Regions from separate parts of the Mus musculus genome. Here region 1 is linked to region 2. A link is a contact called in ENCODE POLR2A ChIA-PET data. All regions are on one chromosome and are shown on one strand. Each heading gives the region's core, a stretch centred on a gene start or an enhancer-like site at or near the end of the contact. The rest is flanking DNA. Distances are from core to core; before and after follow the strand shown.

The links. ChIA-PET counts read pairs that join two places held with the same protein, here RNA polymerase II (POLR2A).
Region 1: POLR2A ChIA-PET joins it to region 2 with 12 read pairs in Patski. The contact joins the promoter of Klc2 here to the promoter of Rin1 in region 2. POLR2A ChIA-PET finds 5 or more read pairs at or near these places in 2 of 5 experiments (Patski and embryonic stem cell).

Annotation. Positions count from the first base shown.
Region 1 is chr19:5,116,364-5,119,776 of GRCm38, forward strand. It overlaps Klc2 (kinesin light chain 2), which reads right to left and starts at 1,935. Exons shown (of 16, transcript NM_008451.3): 1 at 1,759-1,935; 2 at 831-1,069. The coding sequence starts at 1,058. It overlaps LOC115489018 (a long non-coding RNA gene), which reads left to right. Exons shown (of 2, transcript XR_003952889.1): 2 at 338-2,969.
Region 2 is chr19:5,049,109-5,052,425 of GRCm38, forward strand. Rin1 (Ras and Rab interactor 1) reads left to right here and starts at 1,707. Exons shown (of 10, transcript NM_001374051.1): 1 at 1,707-1,833; 2 at 1,966-2,146; 3 at 2,246-2,360; 4 at 2,450-2,522; 5 at 2,633-2,724; 6 at 2,868-3,317. The coding sequence starts at 1,751. Brms1 (breast cancer metastasis-suppressor 1) reads left to right here. Exons shown (of 10, transcript NM_134155.3): 10 at 299-804. The coding sequence ends at 306.

The sequences.
Region 1 (3,413 bases), core at 685-3,184, 67 kb after region 2:
TGTCTTCTGCTTCCTCACAGCCTCTAGTGTCCCTCTCGCCCTCTCCGTAAGTTCTAGGTACACCATTCTTGTCTCCCTTCAAGCCCACGAGCTCTCCTACCTCGGTCTTTACACATGCAGCTGTCCTCTAGTTGCCTCTTTGGAGGCCAGCCCTTGAGCTAAAGTCATCTCAGAGAAGTCTTGCCTGATCAATAGACAAGACTCCCTTCTACAAACTGTCACAAGATCTTACTGTCCCTGGAGCACTGATCACAACTTGTTTCAAGTAACTAGTTGAATGTGTGTTTCTCTTCTCCTGTTGTACTAGGGGGGAAAATCATCTTATTTTGTTTTGAAGGGACAGTAGGGGAGCCAGGATCTTACTATGTGACTGACCCAAGCTGGCCTGGAGCTTGGGATCCTACTGCCTTCACCTCTCAAGAGCTGGGATTGCAGATACCATGCCTAGGGAGGACACAGACCTTGTCTGCATTCAATCTGCATCCTGAGCATTAACACACTGTAGCTCAGCACACAGTAAGTGAGAAGCTATACAACTTAATGAATTCATGCATAATTGTATTGTGAGGGGAGGTTACTAAAGTATTTCTGCTTTCTTCTGTCATCCCAGTCTGTTAGGTAGAATGAGGCCTGAATGGCATAGCTCAGTGTGAGGTAAGGGTGCCCGTTGGGGCAGGGCGCAGGGCTGGCATTTCCAAAGTGTATTCATTGAACGTTGCTTATTGTCCTAACGTGACGCTCTGAAAGACTTGTGTTTCCTTGCTGAGGGTGTTCCTACATCACCAGGGCCCTTCGGGTAATCTTCCACCACAGCCCCAACACTGACCTACCTGAGCCTCCCCAAGCCCCAGCTCGATGGCCTCCAGGGAGCGGCGCAGGAGGAGGCAGCGCTCCTGTGAGCCCGGCTCGGCCTCGCCTGCTTCATGAGAAGCTAGGGGAGCTAGCAGGGCACGATGCTCCCCTCTCAGGGTCTCTAAACCCTGGATCACCGCCTTGGTGCCCAGCACTATCTCGTCCTGACTCAGCTTCTCCTCTCGAGGAAGCACCATCGTGGCCATGGTCGTGCCGTCTGTGGAGGCAAGGGGTGGGGCAGGCGGACGCCAGGCCTAGGGCCACACCGCCGTCCACCCCAAGTTAGGTAAACACCGGGAGGTCCCCGGACGCCTAGGTCCCTATGGATGTCCAGATCCCTCAGCCCGCAGTCCTCGCCGTGCCAGCACGCGGCCTACAGGGGGCGCGCCAGGCTCGTCTAGCCTAGGGAGACGCAATGCGGTGTGACTGAAGTGAGGCTGGACCCCGATTCCGCCCCAGACCACCGGCTCAGGCCAGTTGATCTAAAGCCCATCTTCGAGAGTTATTCGGAACTGTCCTAATCGGTACACAGAGCACTAGGGCATTGCAAGGCGTTCCCAAGTCAGACGCCACAGGCTCTCCGGGCAACTGGGTCTCAGCCCTGGCGACAGCCCCTTTCCCAGGGCAAGCGGAACCACGAGCCCCTCCCCCAGGGCCGACCGAGCCCCGCCACCCCGTCCCCGCCCCCGCCGCTCCGGGGAGACTGCGGTCTTTAGTTTCGGGACAGGTCTCTTCAGGCCGCGCCCACAACGACCCCTCCCGCAGGCTGGCCTGAGGCCCGCAGACCCTCCCTAGAAAAGGCCGGATTCCCAGCCCCAGCCCGGGACCGCGCCCCCTCCCCGCGGGCCGGTCGGGTCCTCCCACAGGCCGCGCCCACGACCACGACGACTCCTCCTCTAGGCCGACCTGCAACCGCTCCTCACTGTCCGGCTTGACTGGGTCTCCCGGCCCAACCGGCCGGCGCCGACCTGCACCTTCTGCTTTGGCCCGGCTCCGGCTCCTGCTCCTGTCCCGCTTCACCCGGATCCTCGACCGTGAGCTCGTCTCGCTGCCTCCATCCCGCCGGCCTTCCCAGCAGTCCCCGCGCCGCCTTAAAGGTGAAGCCGCTACCTCGGCGGCGTCGGAGGGGGCGAAACACGCTCCAGCCGGCCAGCTCGCTGCCTTAAAGGGGCCCCGCAGGCCTGGCCGGCTTCGGGGTGGGGCCAGCCCAGACGGGACGCAGAGGGGCGTGGCTGGACTCGCCCCCTCGGACCAGAGCTTCCAGGTCTGTGCGCTCTGCGGAGCTCCGACCCCGGACCAGAGTGACTGAGGAGCAAGAAGGCCGACCTCCTCAGATTCCAGAGCGAGTCGGTCCACATTGATTGACTGTCAAGTGTTTTTGTCGATGTCTTAGTGCATTGACTTAATGCTCACAAAGGGCTGGTGAGGTGGGTGTTGCCATTACCCACCTCTCACACATCTGACCCCCCAGCCCCCTCCGCGCTCTAGAGACGCACCTCTTACCGGCTTCGGAGGTGACTGTGCCTGTAGGGAATTCTCAGCATCTAGGTTTGCTTTGTGAGGGAACAGAAGGAGGCTTCTGGTTAAAAAGGAGAATTGGGTGGGAAGGAGCGTGTGGAGGTCGGTGGAGAAGGGAGAAGATCCACGCCCCTGAGGGGAATATCTGGGTGGATACTGCTGACCAGATAAGGAGGTCAGACGAGTGCCTTTGGATTGTGGTGGTGTCATTGGGGGGCCTCAGATTGGGTGTCACCAACTCGGAAGGAAAGACCTCTGTGCTAGATAGTTTTATGTCAACTTGACACAAACTAGGGTCATTGAACAGATGGGAATCTCGGCTGAGAAGATGCTGCCATAGGATCGGGCTGCAGGAAAACCTGTTTTCTTACTGATTGTTGTGGGAGGGCCCAGGCCAGGGTAGGTGAGGCCAGAAGGCAGTTCTGAGCAAGTTCAGAGGGCAAGCCCAGAAGCAGCACTCCTTCATGGGCTCTGCATCAGCTCCTTTCTCTGGGTTCTGTTCTCTCTGGGTGCCTGTCCTGACTTCCTTCACTGGATGAAGAGTGCACCAAATAAACCCTTTTGGTCACTGTGTTTCCACACAGCAATATTAACTCTAACTAGGACGGCCTCTTTGGTCCCTATCCCACTAGATTCTACAGTACTCTTCCCATCTCTACTCCACACCCACTTGGTGCTGACACAACATCGGCCTTTCTAACATTTTTCTTGTTTTGCCTTCTGGAATGTAGGTCATCACCTGTTGGCTGGGGCCTGGGGTAGATAGAGAATGTGGTAGCAATCAGTAGACGGCTACCTTACAAAGCGTGCGGAGGGGAGGGGATGGCTGAAAGGATGCCTCGGTGGTGAAGAGCATTTGTTTCTCCTGCTCAGGACTTGAGTTTCATTTGCAGCACCCATTGGCTCACAACCATCTTTACCATTTCCAGGGCATCGATAGATACCGCCATCTGAGTTCAGCAGGCACTAGGAACTCATGTGGTACACACACATACTTGCAAGTGAAACACTCATACACATAAAAAATAAATCAGAAAGCCAGG
Region 2 (3,317 bases), core at 457-2,956:
GAACCAGGTTGGAGAGGCTCTTGGCTGAGGGAGCAGGGACAGGTAGAGGTGGAAAGTAGGCTGGAGATGTAGCTCAGTGGTAGTGCGCTTGCCGAACATGGGCAAGAACCCAGTCCCAATCCCAAGATCACAAGAAGATAAAAGTGCCTGGAGCCCCCAGGCAGGGTGGGTCCAAGAGGGCAGGAAGAAGAAACCCTGATGGACGAGGGAGTAAGGCACTTCCTCACTGCCGTCAGGAAGGAAGTGCTGGTGGTCCTTTTGGTTCAACTCCCTTCAGAAGTTTCCCATATCCCACTAGGACCCTGACCCTGCATTTACTCTCGCTCGGAGGGTCCTGGGAGCAGCTGGTACCTCACGCAGGATTAACATTTCTCTGCAAAGGCAGGGGGTTGCCTAGTAGCTCTTCAGTGTTGCTGCTGGCCCCTGACCCTCTGCCACCACTGGCCTGGACTCCTCTGCTCTCCTTGGGATCTGCACAACTGTGGCCCTGAAGCCGACCTGGCCAAGCAAGACTGTGGTCTCCATCCCTGACCAGCCCACTCCCTCCCAAAGAATAACTTCTTCAGCGTCCCCCCACAGAGAGACCAGGCCTCATCCAGAGTCACAGCAGCAGTCCTCCTGACCTTGAACCCTGGCCCTCAGCCACTGAGCCAGGCCCAACTGTAGGAGGAACTCTCAAGCAGACATGTTGGGCCTTGTCCACCCTGACTGCCGCTGGAGAGGACGGCTTCCCAGGCTTTCTCAGGGCTATTCCTGGTGTCTGCCTCTCAGATTCCAAAGACTGGAATAAAATTTAACCTGGGACCTTGGTGTGGCTGATGTGTGGCTGCTGTATCTTAAAAGGGAATCAAGGCTTTGTGGGAGCACCTAAGACAGACTTTGCTGGGGTCCCTGTAGTTTGTGACTTAGAGAAAAGCCTGGGAGAGGAAGTTGGGACCAGAGCAGGAAGCGCCGCATGGCACAGGCAAGCCAGAGAAGCACATGGCCTTGTGTGGTGAAGGGACTTTTGGACATGCCTGGAGGCCAGGTCATGTCTGCACCTGCCCCAGACACTCGGCAGATTGGCAAGGCAGGCTAGCTAGCAGGGCCTGTGTGTGGGAGGCAGCTAGCAGCAGCACCAAGTGCTGTCGACCTCACAGCCACACTCCCCCTCTGGTTAACAGTGAGTGTCAGAACCACCCCCAGAACCTCAGTTAAGCAAAGAGCTTAGTTTCCATGGAGACACAGCATCCTTTCTCCATAGCAACCTGAAATCACAAAACCCAAGTTAGGTTCAGGAATGAGTCATCTGCAACCAGTAGGGGGTGCTCTCCCACAAGGCTGACCTTCCCCCCCCCCCGCCCCCCCTTTGCAAGGCTGGAGCCGATGAGCCAGTGACCACAGACTTCTTAAGGTGACCCAGGGGTGTGGCTTGGGTCTATGGGAACTTGGCTGATCCAGCCTAACCCCTCCCTCCCCCACTGCCTAGTGTGAGGAGGCTGCAGGAGGTGCTGTGTGGGGGTGGTCCTCCCTTAGCCGGGGCCTGATGATGACACTGGCATGGAGGGCTTCTCTGCCATTCAAGACTGTCTAAGAGTAGAAGAAGTGGACACTGGCTACATGGAGTGGACATACAAGAGTTAACTGGCGGGGTGTGACAGGGCGAACCGCCTTCAGGAAGTGTTACTCACCGCCAGGAATGTGCACGCCTGTGCCTTGGGGGTTGGATTGTCTTCCTGAGTCCCAGGAGAAGCCGAAGGAGCTCCCAGCCATGGAAGACCCTGGTGAGACCGGAGCACACCCTCTGGGAGCCACCAACCTGAACTTTGTACCTGGGCACCAACAGAAAGAAAAGTTAGTAAAGTTGGGGGGTCAGCCAGGTGCATCGGGTGAGGGCAGATCTAGGAGGAGCTGGCAAGGACAGGATAGATGGGAAGCCCAGAATGGGAAGACGTGTTCACCCCAGGTCTGGGTGTCTGCCCCCAGGCCATCTACAGACCCACTGTATGACACACCTGATACCAGAGGGGTACAGGCAGGCGGGTCCCAACAGCCAGCACGTACTGTGAGCCTTCGGGAGCGGCTGCTGATCACCCGGCCTGTGTGGTTACAGCTGCGGGCCAACGCTGCAGCCGCGCTGCACGTGCTGAGGACAGAGCCTCCGGGGGTGAGTCTCTCCCTTTCCTCAAGGCCTAGCCCGCCAAGGATGGGAGGGAACCAGCCTGGACATGGAGGACCAGAGCCTCCTAATCTCGTTCACTCACAGACCTTCCTGGTGCGGAAATCTAACACTCGCCAGTGCCAGGCTCTGTGTGTGCGGCTGCCAGAAGCTAGTGGCCCCTCTTTTGTCTCCAGCCACTATATCGAAGAGAGTACTGGCGGTGAGGAGGGTGGCCTGGAGGGCAGGGGCTGGAAGACAGGCAGGGGAGGGAGGTCCCCAGAGAACAGCCTCACTCCCAATGTCTCTCAGGTGTCTCTTTGGAGGGCTCAGAGCTCATGTTCCAGGACCTGGTGCAGCTCATCTGTGGATACTGCCGTACCAGGTGAGCCTGCCTGGGGGGCACCTGCTGAGCCCTGGGCCTGCTTCCCTGGACTGCCTGTCCTCTGCATCTGAACCCCGCTCACTCCTGACTGCTCCTTGCTCTGTCCTTAGGGACATTCTTCTCCTCCCTCTCCGACTCCCCAGAGCCATTCATCAGGCAGCCACCCACAAAGAGCTGGAGGCCATCTCCCATCTGGGCATGGGTAAGGGTACCCTGCAGCCTGTTACACAGATGGACACACAGAGGTCAAATGGGGGAAGGAAGAGCAATCAAGATTTTCCTTTGTGGGCACCCTGCAGAGCCAGCTCTGAGCACCCCCCCCCCCCATTGGTTTCTCATTGCTAGAGTTCTGGAGCTCCTCACTCAACACCAAGGACCAACAGAGGCCTTCGGAAGCCCCACCCATACCCCGGCTGAAGGCTCGCTCCCCTCAAGAGCTGGATCAGGGCACTGGTGCTGCCCTCTGCTTCTTCAACCCCCTCTTCCCCGGGGATCTGGGCCCCACCAAACGAGAGAAATTCAAGAGGAGTTTCAAAGTGCGAGTGTCCACCGAGACCTCCAGCCCTCTGTCTCCACCTGCTGTGCCGCCTCCCCCAGTCCCGGTGCTTCCAGGGACATCTTCCAGCCAAACGGAAAGACTGCCCCCTCGACAGCTGCTGCAGAGGGAGAGCTCAGTGGGATATCGTGTGCCAGGAAGTGCTGCCAGCCCTTGTCTTCCTCCCCTACCTTCCCTTCAGGAGGTGGACTGCTGCTCTCCCAGCAGCTCAGAGGAGGAGGGCTCTTCAGGAAGCCCTA